2 separate regions of the Homo sapiens genome follow, and region 2 is linked to region 1. Evidence: chromatin contacts called from ENCODE Hi-C or POLR2A ChIA-PET data. All regions are on one chromosome and are shown on one strand. Each heading gives the region's core, a stretch centred on a gene start or an enhancer-like site at or near the end of the contact. The rest is flanking DNA. Distances are from core to core; before and after follow the strand shown.

The links. A loop is a pair of places that touch in the nucleus more often than their neighbours do. ChIA-PET counts read pairs that join two places held with the same protein, here RNA polymerase II (POLR2A). Pooled maps may share reads with other maps.
Region 2: a loop to region 1 is called in a pooled map, with 2.2 times the contacts of the local background. The contact joins the promoter of ZKSCAN4 here to the promoter of H2AC16 in region 1. A Hi-C loop is called at or near these places in 5 of 50 pooled maps. POLR2A ChIA-PET finds 5 or more read pairs at or near these places in 6 of 52 experiments (A673, GM10248, PC-9 and 2 more).

Annotation. Positions count from the first base shown.
Region 1 is chr6:27,860,943-27,868,451 of GRCh38, forward strand. H2AC16 (H2A clustered histone 16) reads left to right here and starts at 4,375. Exons shown (of 1, transcript NM_003511.3): 1 at 4,375-4,856. The coding sequence starts at 4,413. The coding sequence ends at 4,805. H1-5 (H1.5 linker histone, cluster member) reads right to left here and starts at 6,646. Exons shown (of 1, transcript NM_005322.3): 1 at 5,850-6,646. The coding sequence starts at 6,587. The coding sequence ends at 5,907. It also overlaps the pseudogene H2BC16P. RefSeq lists enhancers at 3,156-3,335, 3,996-4,065, 4,126-4,195, 4,393-4,914, 4,466-4,555 and 3 more.
Region 2 is chr6:28,248,752-28,256,260 of GRCh38, forward strand. It overlaps ZKSCAN4 (zinc finger with KRAB and SCAN domains 4), which reads right to left and starts at 3,518. Exons shown (of 5, transcript NM_019110.5): 1 at 2,807-3,518; 2 at 936-1,083. The coding sequence starts at 3,229. RefSeq lists enhancers at 3,077-3,146, 3,277-3,326.

The DNA of each region.
Region 1 (7,509 bases), core at 3,125-5,624:
TCCAAAGATACTATAGTGTCATATAAGTTCCTACACATTCTTGAAGCTGCTTCCCCATTTCTGTTACTCCACTTCCAGCGACTTTTCTCCTTGTTCCCTCTGTTCCAGCCACATTGACCACTTTGCTGTTCCTTGACTAATACCAAGTATCTCTCCTTCCCACAAACACCTCAGGGCCTCTTTACTTATTCATTTTTTATTCTGCCTACAATCCCCAAAGGCCCACTCCCTCATCTCCTCATCTTTTTAAAAATTTCACCTTCTTGATGAACATTCTGTAATTATGTTATTTAAAATAAGAAATACAAAGCCTATCTTTCTTTTCTGCTTTATTTTCCTCCCCAACATTTAATATTATCTTACATCATAAAAGATATATATTTTTTGTTCCCTTATTAGAAAATAAACTGTGAGTGCATAACTTTTTGTCTGTTTAGTTCACTATAATATTTCTGGTCTAGAAGAGTTTCTGGCACACAGCATGTGCTCAAAAAGTATCTACTGAAAGTAAAAAAAGAACTGGAAAGCAGCACTGCATGGGCGGAGCTTTGTGATTCAGTTTGATAGATAGGCGAGGGTGCCCTAAGCCTTTCAAATGCTGAATAAATATATAAGATTCCTCTTTAATATATATGAAATATGTGTATAATCATAATTCACAAAGTATTCTCACTGATCCTTACAATGGTCACATGACTATGAATTGCTGTTATCTCCAACTTACAAATATAGAAGCTGGGTGTCAAAGAAACCAAAATCTTGACCTCCTGAAGTGGTCATTTGTTTTAGGAGTTGGTCTCCTAATTTCAACACTGAGTACCAGTGTAAGTCCCATAGGCCAACCATAAAAGAGAAGACAGGTAATGTGGGTTAAAAATAGATTACCAAAAATTAAAAAAAAGAAAAAAATGGATTACAAAACAAAAATATTAAAGACAAATAGAAGACTATGTAGAAACAAATTGTATTTCTGAGATTATTGGTTCTAAAGGAACTGAAATTATAAAGATACAGGAAAGACAAGAAGGTCTCTGCTTGCTCATAGGCAGGGTGTATATGTGTGGGAATGGTTCAAACAGGAAGGAACTCTAGAGAAGCTTCAAGACAGAAAAACAATGCAAATTTTAAGACATAAAAAAGGTTTCAGGGGAAGTAAGACTTGGGATTGGCCTCAAAGTGTGGACAGAATTTGAATGGTGAACCAACAGTGACTACAGAAATGGAGGACAGCTATAAGAAACATTTCAGGGAATAATAATTGTACTTTGTGAGCCTAATATTATTTCATTCCTTGACTGTATCAGTAACAGTACTAATTTCAGATTGAATAATGTGGGTGGATCTAGTAAAGCAATAGACTTCTTCTTTCTCTTTTTTTTTTTTTTTTTTTTTTTTAGTTGGAGTCTTGTTCTGTTGCCCAGGCTGGAGTAGAGTGGTGTCATCTTGGCCGACTGCAACCTCCACCTCCCAGGTTCAAGTGATTATCGTGCCTCAGCCTCCCGAGTTGCTGGGATTACAGGCGCATGCCCACCAGGCCTGGCTAATGTTTTTGTATTTTTAGTAGAGACGAGGTTTCACCATGTTGGCCAGGCTGGTCTTGAACTCCTGACCTTAAGTGATCTGCCCACCTTGGCTTCCCAACAGGCTGGGATTACAGGCATGAGCCACAGCGTTGGCCTAGCAATAGACTTCTGTAAATGTTTCTAGCAACATTTTGGAAGTTGGAGAGAAGACAGTCACTAGCTTTGTCTGCAGACTTGGCTGCTTAACTGTCCTTGGCGCCTTAACTGTCCTTGGCTCTCTGAGCTCATAAATTCAGCCTAGATTTTGTGCTTTTCATTCACATAGGCCCTTCTAAGGCCTCCAGCTTTTTGATGAGAAAAGATTGACTAATACCTAGAAAAACAACAAAGGTGTTAGGTTTCATGATCCTGGTATCTGACAGTCTGTAGAACAATTGGGACTTGTATTTCCACACTGATTCCTGGAAAAGGCAAAATGGCTTTCCCAGCCTAAAAACTGGGAGACTGCACTTCTCTCTTGGAGAAAAGGCCTTCTCATGACTCTCCCACTTTCACATTTCAAAAAGATTGCCTTTTTGTTTAGAATTTCCCCCTTATTACAGAAAAAAACAGTAAGGAGAATATAGAGTGAGATGAAATGTGGAGCTGACTCAGAAAAGAAACTGACCTACATTCTAAACTCTTAACCAAGAAAAAATTTGATCATATTAAAATTATGGTAAACAAATGCCATTCCTTATAATGATGAGACATTAAAGGTGAGGAAAACATGAAGCATAATCAATTTACATCTTAAATTAGAGGAACTTCATAGGACAGGTGTGAAAGTGGGGAGAAGCGTGGAGTACTTTGGTCTACTTAGGACAAATGTAGAAAAAAGTAATTAGTAGAAAAATTCCATCTGCCAGCATGGCATCTGGATTAGCAAGGAAGGATCCAAACCTCATTTCTAACTGGTGGGAAGAGGTAATATAAATTGGTTCTAATTTCTTTCCTTCCTCTTTCTCCATTTTAATCTCAACACCTTTAGGTCATTTTGTGCAAATTAGGCAAGAAAGCACATTCCCTGCTTTCATGTTATAAAAGAAAAATTGAAAGAGAATGCCACCTGGATTACATGGTAGTCACTGAGTATCCTACCAGGTGGCCTGAAAATTGTGGTGTAACCTGCAAAACGTCCAGTGATATTTCAGTAGAGGTTGATAGGACTTTTACTTTAAATACTTGGTTTTCTAGACAATAACTCAACAGGGGATTCTCGGTGTTGAAATTGAGCCTGGATAAGTGAAATTCGCACAATAAAACTCCCGTTTTGTGTATTTGACGTTTGTAACATAAAATACTTAGTAGCAGATAATATTGGAAATATCATAAGGCCACAATGTATCTTTTGCATAAATTAAGAAGCATTTATGAAAGGCTTTAGGTTAAAGCTAACTGAACATTTCAAAACTAGGGATAAACGAGCGTCAGTTCTATTTAGGAAGTGTGAATATCTCTGAAAAGAGTCCTTAGGGTGTGGGTCAGGAAGAACCTAGTGGAGTGTGAGTCAGGAAGAACCTAGTGGGGTTCCAAGTGGACGAACCAGCAAGGAGCTCACTTGGAGCTGGTGTGCTTGGTTACGGCTTTGGTGCTCTCGGACACAGCATGCGTGACAGGCGAACAGCCGTCTGGATCTCCCTGGAGGTGATGGTCGAACGCTTGTTGTAACGCGCCAGGCGGGAAGCCTCGCCCGCAATACGCTCGAAGATGGCATAACGAAGGTGTTCAAGATCCCCATTGCTTTGGACGAGATGCCGGTGTTGGTGGACCTGCTTCAGCACCTTGTACAAGTACACGGAGCAGCTCTCCTTGCGGCTGCGCTTTCGCTTCTTGCCTTAGTAATAGTCTTCTTGGAACCCTTTTTCGGGGCTGTGGCCGACTTGGTGGGGTCAGGCGTGTTGTAGTTTAACTGCAGAAAGGGTACAAGGAATAGGAAAAAGCGGCCGGGCGCGGCGGCGCACGCCTGTAATTCCAGTACTTTGGGAGGCGGAGGCGGGCGGATCACTTGAGGTCAGGAGTTCGAGAGCAGCCTGAACAACATGGCGAAACCATGACTCTTCAAACAAATGTAAAAAATTAGCTGGGCGCGTGATGCACTCCTGTAACCCCAGCTACTGGGGAGGCTCAGGGAGGAGGATCGCTTCGGCCAGGAAGGCGGAGGTTGCGGTGAGCCACGATCGCGCCACTGCTCTCCAACCTGGGCGGCAAAGCCAGACCCTGTCTCAAGGGAAAAAAAAAAAAAAAAAAAAAAAAAAAGTCGCCGGGCGCTGTGGCTCACGCCTTTAATCCCAGCATTTTGGGAGGTTGAGGCAGGTGGCTCACCTGAGCTCAGGGGTTTGAGACCAGGATGACCAATATGGTGAAACCCTGTCTCTACTAAAAAATACAAAAATTAGCCGGGCTATGGTGGCTGACGCTTGTAATCTCAGCTACTCAGGAGGCCGAGGCAGGAGAATCACTTGAACCCAGGAGCGGACGTTGCAGCGACCGGAGATCGTACCACCGCACTCCAGCCCGGGCGAGAGGGAGACCCTGTCTTAAAAAAACAAAAAAAGAAGAAGAAGAAAAAGCTGTGTGTTGTAACGTCCTGTTCACGAATTCTTATGCAAATGAGGTGATTAATAAAATAGTGTGTAGGACTGGTGGCGATTCTAGATGACGTCATATACACGTTTGTCCAATCCAAAGAAGCATGTTTCATAACAGCGATTCCATTGGTTGAAATAAAACTGTAATTTGAGCCAATGGCACAGCTTTATTTTCGCGCCCAGTATTGACTATAAGTAGTGGAGCTCTGGTGAACTTCTCTCGGCTGTTCTCAGTTCCTCCATTTATCGTTTCTTCGTCATGTCGGGACGCGGCAAGCAGGGAGGCAAAGCTCGCGCCAAAGCCAAGACCCGCTCTTCTCGTGCCGGTCTCCAGTTCCCCGTGGGCCGAGTGCACCGACTGCTCCGCAAGGGCAACTATGCTGAGCGGGTCGGGGCCGGCGCGCCGGTGTACCTGGCGGCGGTGCTGGAGTACCTGACTGCCGAGATCCTGGAGCTGGCGGGCAACGCCGCCCGCGACAACAAGAAGACCCGCATTATCCCGCGCCACTTGCAGCTGGCCATCCGCAACGACGAGGAGCTCAACAAGCTGCTGGGCAAAGTAACCATCGCTCAGGGTGGTGTCCTGCCCAACATCCAGGCTGTGCTACTGCCCAAGAAGACCGAGAGTCACCACAAGGCCAAAGGCAAATAATGTCTCCATAGAATCACTTTCCAATACAACGGCTCTTTTCAGAGCCACCTACTATTTCTGCGGGAGAGCTGGGCCACTGGTTAAACATTTGGAACGTTTGTTATGAAAAGATAAAGCATTTTTCATCTAGAGCTTAGGAATGACTTTTAGGAAAAACCTTACAGGATTCAGGTGACATGTTTAAGTCAGAATGTGAACTAGTTATTTAATGTAGGGCTTACAAGAATGTTCGCTGTGTTTATTCATCTCGTGTTATATGAACTAGAACCAATAAAAAAAAATCCAGAGCCAGGCTCAGTGGCTCACGCCTGTAATCCCAGCACTTTTGGAAGCTGAGGCGGGAAGATCGCTGGAGCTCATGAATTCGAGATCTGCCTGGGCATCATAGCGGATACAAAAATTAGCCGACCGGGGTGGTGCACGCCTTTAGTCCTAGCACTTCACAGAGGCTGAAGTGGGACGATCCCTTGAGCCGGGGAGGCTGAGGCTGTAGTGAGCCGAGACCACGCCACTGCACGCCAGCCTGGGTGACAGCGAGAACCTGACTTGAGGAAAAAAAAATAATCCAGTACAGAATGACACGGTCATATCAAATTGGCATGTAATAGAGACCCCATCTTGAAACTTGCTACTATATTGTCTTGTGCGTTGATAGCATATTATATTAATGCCGAACACATTAGTGACGCCGAAGTAGCTGGTGCCTAAATGGCTTAAACGCGGAAAAACCACATACAGATGATGGAACAAAAACTGGCCAATCAGATTATAGAGCGGGCTTTTTAAAATATAAGAAGCTTCTTTGTAGCTAGGCGTCTGACAAAAAGCTTGACACCAACTTAACAAAAACCAACGGCTGGAATTCATACTCTAATAACAGACTGCATGGGTAAACTACGTGGGGAGTCCAACCAACACCCTGGACTCTTGCTTGCCTTGCGTTACTCGATTAGGGTTGAGGGAGAACTGCCCGAGATTTTTCGAATGCAAGGAATCTTGCTGCCTGATCTAACATGTTGTGCACAGCCATTTTTTAGAGGTCTCTGGGTGGCTCTGAAAAGAGCCTTTGGGGCTTTGTTGCGGTTTTCACACGCCAGCTTCCTACTTCTTTTTGGCAGCCGCCTTCTTGGCCTTTGCAGCTTTAGGTTTTGCTGCTTTGGGCTTAGCGGCTTTGGGCTTTGCCGCCTTCGGCTTAACTGCCTTGGGCTTGGCAGGACTCTTGGTTGCCTTTTTCGGTTTGGCAGCGGCCTTGGCCTTCTTAGGGCTCTTCGCCACCTTTTTGACGCCAGCCGCCGCGGGCTTCTTCGCCTTCTTCGGAGTCTTCTTCACTGCCTTTTTCGCCCCTGCAGCCTTCTTGGCCTTCTTAGGCGTGGCCCCCGCGGGCTTCTTAGCTTTAGCGGCGCCTGCCTTCTTGGCTTTGGGCTTGGCTTCCCCGGAGGCCGCCTTCTTGTTGAGTTTAAAGGAGCCAGAAGCACCAGTGCCCTTGGTCTGCACCAGGGTGCCCTTGCTCACCAAGCTCTTGAGGCCCAGCTTAATGCGGCTGTTATTCTTCTCCACGTCGTAGCCACCGGCCGCTAAGGCCTTCTTAAGGGCTGCCAAAGAAAGGCCATTGCGCTCCTTAGAAGCAGCCACAGCCTTGGTGATCAGCTCTGAGACTGGGGGCCCCGTCGCTTTGCGCTTAGCAGCGCCGGCGCCGGCAGCCTTCTTAGTTGCCTTCTTCTTAGCCGGGGATTTCTCCACCGGCGCTGGGGTGGCTGTCTCGGCAGGAGCGGTTTCCGACATGGTGGCAAGAAACTGCTAGAAGAGAATAAGCTCGAAATCTAAAGAGCAGGTTTTGCGTTGCTGCTATGCTCGGGCCCCGGGCTTATATAAGCCGGCGCTGCCCTGTGATTGGTGGAGCGTCCAATCCACCGCCCTCTGGCCGCCGCCGCTCGCGGTTGGACTCCCAAATTGTGTTTGTTAGTCCTCAAAATTTGATTAAATGCTTAAAACAATGGTACAGAATTTGGCACTTTGAAGCTCCAAAGGAGGAAAACAGCCTCCAGGTTCACATACTTGTTTGTGTTTTCAAGAATCTTGTGCAATTGATGAAAGATATTTTAAAAAATCCCTTCAGCTTTTCATAAGAATCCATTGGGCTGAGGGCATCATGTTAGTTAGTAGCGTGTCGCGATAAATTTCTACTAAGTATCCAGTGAAAGTTATTTTTAAAAATTTGCCCATGAGTTCATGCTTTGATTTTTGCAAGAGAAAAGACACTGGGTTCCTTGGTTTGGGCATGAAGTTTGTTTCTAACTGTAGCAAGTAACACAGGCACAGGACAGCTGGTTGCCTACAGCCCCAACTTAACCACATAGACTTGACTTTACAAACTGGTTCTGTGTCCTAGGAGTTTCCATGTGCTAATGTCTTTACAGAATGGGATTTTGCAGCTTGGAAGAGTTCCACAGTCAGAGTGACTTCTTCTGCATTGCAGCACCAGTAATACAAATCGCTTTGACTTAAGGATCTAACTACTCAGATTCACATTCAAACTTAAATGTGTTATGTTTTCTAATTAGAGTGTTTTCTCTTTTTAGTTCCTGGGCAAATCCATTAAAAAAGGGGAAGAAAAATAATATAGATAATTCAGTTTAGAGAAAACTCAAACTTGTGGAAAATTATTCAAGAGCTCCCAGTGATCCTCAAATGCACAAACTGTTTA
Region 2 (7,509 bases), core at 2,268-4,767, 390 kb after region 1:
TGGGAGACAGGTTGCAGTGAGACAAGGTCTCACCACTGCACTCCAGCCTGGATAACAGAGTGAGACCCCCATCTCAAAAAAAAAAAAAAAAAAGAAAAAAGAAAAAGAAAAACTAGGAGGAGTCAAATAAGGCTGGGTCCAGAAAGGAGGCAATGGAAGACTGGAAGACTGCTTAAATAGAACTTGCTCAGACTCAGAAGCAGAAGAAACCTTAGGTTTCCCTACAATAAGTCAATTTGCAAGGGGCAGAAAATAAGTTGGTTTAGGCCAGAAACTCTGCTGAGAAATAAAGATTGCATGTTGGATGGCATGTCCAAGTGTTGTATGTCTTAGGAATCGGCCCAGATGTTCACAGCAGATGAGGAACAGCATGGAACACACAGCTGCTTCCTATTAAGTGATTTTCACTCTTCTAGTCACAGGCTTTACAGGGTTTAGATTTACACTCTTCTATTTGCAGCAGTCCTACTATCTCTGGAATGTTCTGGCTGGCTTTACAAATTCTGCCTTATTTTCTTCATAGCACTTAACAATATCTAAAATTATATTATTAATTTATTTTCTATCCTCCCTGCTAGAATGTAAGCTCCATCAAAGCAAGAATTCTGTCTTATTGGTGGCTCTCTCCCCAGTGCCTACAACACTGGCTACCATAGATGAAGGCTCCCTAAATATATCTAATGAATGGAGATCACCATGTTGTTTAAAAAACCGATTCTTTCTAGACATCAATTTTAATAAAATCAGATTTACTATGTCCTAGTTTGGTTAGGAAAGTTTTTCACCATTGTTTGAAATTTCTCTTAGTCTCAGTCTTAAAATACAGCTCTCTGTGATGAGTATATAAAGTAACTGTAAATGGATCTTTTAGGTGATCCTTAAATGAAATTGGATGAAGTCTATAGAATTCATACAACCCAGAAGAGAATACTCACCTCTATCGTGTAAGGGCTGGGATCCCAGAGATTCATGCTTGAACAGAGCCTTCATTGGCTGGCACTGGCTACTTTGAGACCCTTGAGTTTGTGTCAATAGTGCCATCTTGCAACAGAGCAGTTCTTGCCCCTGGTCACCAACGGGAACCTAGAAGTCACGATTTTTAGTTATCTACCCAACATTTCTATGTTTTCCATGTGCAAGTGATTTCTATTTTCTAGGCACTGTTTCTACAAGCCTTATGATATTAACACAATTAATATAGATAACAACCCTGTGAGCTATTATTTTGGATTTTTATGATAAGTTGCTGAAAACGGAGATGTGGCCCGGATCCTCTCTCCTGAGTGGACAGCATTTTTTTTGTTGTTGTTGGTTTTTTTGTTTTTTTTTTTTTGAGACGGAATTTCACTCTTGTTGCTCAGGCTGGAATGCAATGGCATGATCTCACCTCACCGCAACTTCCGCCTCCGGGGTTCAAGCAATTCTCCTGCCTCAGCCTCCCTAGTAGCTGGGATTACAGCCATGTGCCACCACGCCCGGCTAATGTTTTGTACTTTTAGTAGAGACCGGGTTTCTCCATGTTGGTCAGGCTGGTCTCGAACTCCCGACCTCAGGTGATCCGCCCACCTCAGCCTCCCAAAGTGCTGGGATTACAGGCGTGAGCCACTGCACCCAGCCAAGGGTGGACAGTGTTTAAGCAGCTTGCCCATGTCACCCAGCTAATAAGTGGAAATGCTAGGATGGGAGCTCAGACAGAATGACTCCAGATCCCGTGTTCTTACCATTACTCTAGGCTCCCTCATTATATACATCTGTGTGTTTACGAAAACCCTTTGGACACTGGTGCTAAATTCTCAATACTAATATATTTTCTAATCTGAAAAATGAGGATAATAATTTCTACTTTATGAGGTTTTGGAGACCAGTAAATAAGATCACAGTATGTGACATCACCTAACACAGGGCCTGGCACATAGTTATGTCCTCATTAAAAGCAGGTTTCCTTCCAGACATTGATAGTTAAATTACAGTTTTCAAGTTACTGTCTCACGTGCAGCTCAGAATTTCCCACATATTTTATGAAGAATGAAGCTAAGAGATTTGCAATGACTTCCCACTGCTACAGGGCTTGCGTGCAATAGACCTAAGTCAAGAACCTTGGTATCCAGCTCACCAGTTAGAAGATTTGGCCACACAGGTCCTCTGAAGTTGTGTGCACAGGGACACAGGACGATGCAAAGAGGAAACAGTCCCTCATAAAACAGGGAAGAACATGGAGGTAAAAATAGGCCCACTTTCTACCAGAGGTTCATAACCAGTGGTCCATGGACTTTCTCCCAAGTGGTCCATGAACTTAGAAAGGACAAAAACTAATCTTATTTTTACTGGTCTTTAAGAGAGAGTTAACATTTCCTTCAATTATGAATGGAAGCAACAAATCAAGGTAGCATAAGCAGTACCCAGGACTTTGTCACCAACAAAACCTGCACGTTTTCACACCACATTACAACCAGGCAAATAGATGCTTATCGCCATTTTGAAATTGCCAATTATAAGCCCTGTCCCTAGGTCTTATTATTTAGTGCAGTAATAAAAATCCACATATATGACTTTAATACAAATTTAATTCTTTGCTAACTGTATGTCAATATAGTTGTGTTCTTTTGTAATCCTTTATAGTTTCTTTATATATTTAAAAATATAATTCTGAGAAGGAGTCCAGGGACTTCACCTTACTGCCAAGGAGGTTCACAGTACAAAAAGAGATGAAGAACTCCTGGACCTTAAAGGAATGCCCCTCGCTCCGATCTGGGATTTCAGGAGGAAACAGACCACAGCGCTCAGATACTAAACCTGTTCTTTCTACCTGCGGCGCCGGCTCATCCAGCTGCCTCTCCAAATACTCCAATAGCACCACCACCTCCTCCCCGCTCTCTGGATGCTGCTCCCGCACCCAGCTCTGCAGATTCCCCGGCAGGATGGTCAGGAACTGCTCCAGCACCAGCAGCTCCAGGATCTGCTCCTTGCTGTGCATCTCAGGCTGCAGCCATTGTCCGCAGAGTTCTCGGAGCCGGCTCAACGCCTCGCGGGGGCCCGCAGCCTCCGGGTAGCGGAAGCCTCGGAAGCGCTGGCGGGAGCGTTCGGGGCCCCGAGCAGGGCTGCAGGGTGCTCTCACCTCCGCCGTCAAGGCGGAGGCTTCCTCCTTCTCCACCTTCACGGTCAGGAGCCCCGTCTGGTCTTCTGCAGACTGGGCGTCCAGGGCTGCGTTTTTTCTCGGTTCTCTAGCCATTCTGACCCAAGGCAGTACTCGGGTCTCACTCTAGTTGCGACCTGTATATCTTCAGAGGATTCTGGAAGGGTGGTAAATTTTCCAGTAGAACTGCAAGTGGTCCCCCTCCTGTCATGCCCAGGGGCCCAGGACACCCCCTGAGGCGCAGCTGCACAGATCTCTCTTATAGTCCGTGCCTTTGCAGGGTCGTCCTCTGCACCCCACTCTGAATCCCACAGTAAGTATCACCAAAGGATGTCTTTGGGAGTGAAAGTGATCACTCTCCAGACATAGGAGGGAAGTTGAGGCTGGGGCACAGGAAGTCTCGATGGGAACTAAGGCCACTTCCTGGGCGCTCTAGGAAGCTTCTCTCGGTGGTTGTCTCCGAATTAACCCATTAGCTACCCTGTCCTTACCTCCACGCAAGGGAAGGCAGTTAAGGGATAGAGAAGGAAAGGATGACAGACCTTGGATCATAAGAAATAGGACTGAGCCTTTAAATCCTGGAAGGATGCCGCTGCGGCTCATATTTCTTTCCTATGTAAAGCTTGCTTAAGCAGCTGGCATAAAATTGACACTAAAATTGAGCTGGAAAGCAGGGGTTCCCCAGAGCCCCAAGAACCCTGGCAGGGGGACCTTTAGTCTCTCTCAGAAACATCAAAGCAGCAGAACACATCACCAGGCACTTGCCTGGAGCGAGCAGTGGCTGCCCTTGGTCCTTCCCCACTCACCCCCTTAATCTGTCACTTTTTTTCCTCCTCCTTAAGGCCAGACTACTCCTCCCGACCCTGACTGTAGCCCTCACCTCCCACTAATCCTCAACACACTGTCCCACTCCCCCACTCACCACTTTGCACATTCCATGGCTGCTTCTCTGGCAATCAGGCTTATGCTGCTCTCCACCTCCAGAAACTCTCTAGTCTCTGGCTTCAGGGACCCCATTCTCTTCTGCTTTCTTCCTTCCTGTTTCTTCCCAGCCCCCAATCACAGTCAAGCACAGTGGCTAGATACGCAGGTAGCCAGGTTACCTGTGTAATCCTGGCTTACCCTCCCTGTGCCCGACTTTTCCAATCTGTAAATAGGGAAAGTAATAGTAGATAGGGATGTTGTAGGCATTACTAGGGATTAGATAATGTTGTGAGCACTCTTGTGTAAAGTGCTTAGAACAGTGCCTGGCATGTGATAAACTAGGCCTATCCTATAATAGAAGAAAGCCCTGAGAATTCTTTGAACTAGATGGGACTCGATTTTAAGCCATAATTGACTGTAAGTTATTTGACTGGACACTTCAGTAAGCCCCTTTCTGCCCAGTGGAATGGAGAAGCTACAAAATGCAAGTTCAGTAGTTTATGAGGGGAAAAAATATCATGTCAGTACTTTCTTGAGTTTTTCTTTCTTTGCCTATGCCTCTACATTCCAAGGATTAAGAAATAACATAACTTAAGAAAATGAGAAGTCCCAAAGACTGTTGCAAATGAAAAATACTACAAAATATCTTTCTCTTGATGAGCTACCACAGAAGGTAGGGGGCACTGCCCATGAAGTATCCTTATAAGTGAACTTGAATCTAAGTACTTTTCTAGATCCAAATATTTACAGAAATAAGTTAAGTTAGCAGTTTTCACACTCTGTGTCACACAGAATCACTGGGGAGCTTTTAAAACATCCTGATACCTAGGCTGCAACCAAGATCAATTAAATCAGAATGTCACAGGATGGGACTCAGGCATTAATAACATTTTTTGGTTGTTTTTGTTTGTTTTGCGACAGAGTCTTGCTGTGTCACCCAGGGCTGGAGTGCAGTGGCGCAATCTTGGCTCACTGAAACCTCCACTTCCTGGGTTCAAGTGATTCTAGTGCCTCAGCCACCCGAGTAGCTGGGATTACAGACATGCGTCACCATGCTGGTCTCAAACTCCTGGCCTCAAGTGATCTGCCCACCTCAGCCTCCCAAAGTGCTGGGATTACAGGTGTGAGCCACCACGCCTGGCCAACTTTCCTAGGTGATTCCAACATGCAGGTGAGTTTGAGAGTTAAGGAATTAAATGACACTTTAAAAAATCAATCAGCCAAATCCAACATGTGGGACATTCTATAGAACAGAATGATGCAGGACAAGTGAGCCCCAAAATTAGGGCTTAGCTCAAAAGGATGCTTTGCTTCGCCCAGGGAAGAGTTCAAGGGCAAGCCAGTGGTATTAGGCAGCAACTTTTATTGAAGTGTCAGTGTACAGCAGCAGCAGAGGTACTGCTCCTTACAGAGCAGGGCTACCCCCTAGGCAGTGTGCTCAGACTAGCAGCTCAAAAGCAGTTCTGCAGTCACATTTATACCTACATTTAATTATATGCAAATTAAGCACCAGATTATGCAGAAATTTCTAGAAAAGGGGTATTACCTTCTGAGTCACTTGGTCATGGCCATGGAAAGGGGTGGCAACTTCCCTGTGTTGCCATGGCAATGGTAACTGACATTGCACACTGGTGGGTATGTCTGGTGGAGAGGTGATACTGCCTCTTCCCTCTTTTAGCTAGTCCTCAATTTGGTCAGGTGTTGGAGCCCCACTTCTGGAGTTGAATTCTGCCTCCTACCTCATTCCTCCCTCAGGGATTAGATATGCCTTCTTAATTTTAAGCAGGCTGCAGAAGGGCAGTGGTCCATCTTCTGTAACTGCTTCCTGCTTAGTTTATGGGCATAGGCCCTGCCTAGCACTGGAAGAGTAAAAATCTCTGGATACCATATCTAAAGGCGGGATGCTTTTATTTTCTGGGTCAGTAGATGGGATGGGTTGGAAGCCCTGCGACGGCATTTTCTTTATCTGGAACTGTTGTAATTTAGAAGACACAGATTTTATAAAGACGTTAAACAAGCAAGGGCCAAAGATTAGTAATAACAAGATGGCTATTAAAGGTCCTAGGAGAGATAAAAACTAGGTGAGACTTTGTATGGCACTTCTGATAATTGACCAGATATAGTTGGGTTCAGTGCCCTGATTATAGATATGTAACCCGGTATCTTGCTTATAGATCTTGTGAATGTTAAATTCAACCTGTTCAGAGTTGTTACTACATGTGCAGCAGGTTTTATTAATAATTGCACAGACTCCATCTTGTTTGGCTAGTAAATAACCTATACATTTGGGCTGGCAAGTCAGGGGCTCTTCTCTGGGCATTCCAGACACCCATCTTGTGACACTATTTCAGGATGGGTAACCCTCAGGGGTCAGGGGACTTAAAGCATTTGCTAATAATTGCACTTTTTGGCTATTGTTAAATCTCTTTTGCCCTGTCCCTATTGTTGTAAACTTTAAAGGCCATATTTAAATGGCTCATAGGGGTTTGAGGTCCTATTGCTGCTTTTTATAGCTTTCTCCTAGGATAAGGGGCAGATTGAGTAATAAAATGCATACCTAGGAGAGCTTGTCCTTTTTGGGAGTCTGAGTCTGCATTAGTATATGTCCTGAGTGTTTCACCAAAATGACCCTGAAATAGAGTGGGATTTTCTCATTTTCCCTGAGTTATTTCTTTAACCTTGTCATAAATGACTGGCTTAACCACACAATTTTTCCTTACCTTTTTTCTTTTCATGGCACAGCAAGCAAATGACAATACTTGCAAGTCATGACAAGTTAAAGAATATGGTAAAATGTATAAGCCTTTTTTTTTGATTCTCTGAAAACTGGCCAAATTTTTCCTTGTATAAAGCCAAATTAGAGATAGACAATGCCCCATGTACTCTAAGTGTTCCTCCATTTCCATCAGCTACCTCCTGCAATGGACATAGGTTTGACTTTAGGGGCTTATATGGGGCCCTACTCCTGGTGGTCCTGGTTGGGCTTACTTTTTTGGGCCCTGGGGGGTAAAGGCTGGGGGTAGTTGGATAAGGGAAAGGGGTGCCTGATGACCTTGAGTTAGAATCCTTCATTAGAAAACTAATGGGACTACTCTCAGAATAGGATTAAGGAGACTTCAGACAGGGCATAGGATGATATTGTGATTATGAAGGAAAATGTCCTTTTTATGCATTCATGACTGAAATAGTTAGAGGTGAAGCATCATAATGTCTGCAATTTTCTTTCAATTGAGTAAGAAACCAAATCGTAACAACTAGTGAATCTAGGTAAATGATATATGGGTGTTTGAACTTTTCTGTAGGTTTGAAAGTTTTTAAAATAAAAATTGGGAGCTGGGCATGGTGGCTTATGCCTGTAATGCTAGCACTTTCTGAGGCTGAGGTCAGAGGGTCACTTGAGCCCAGGAGTTCAAGACCAGCCTGGGCAACATCTGTCTAGAGACAGGGTCTAG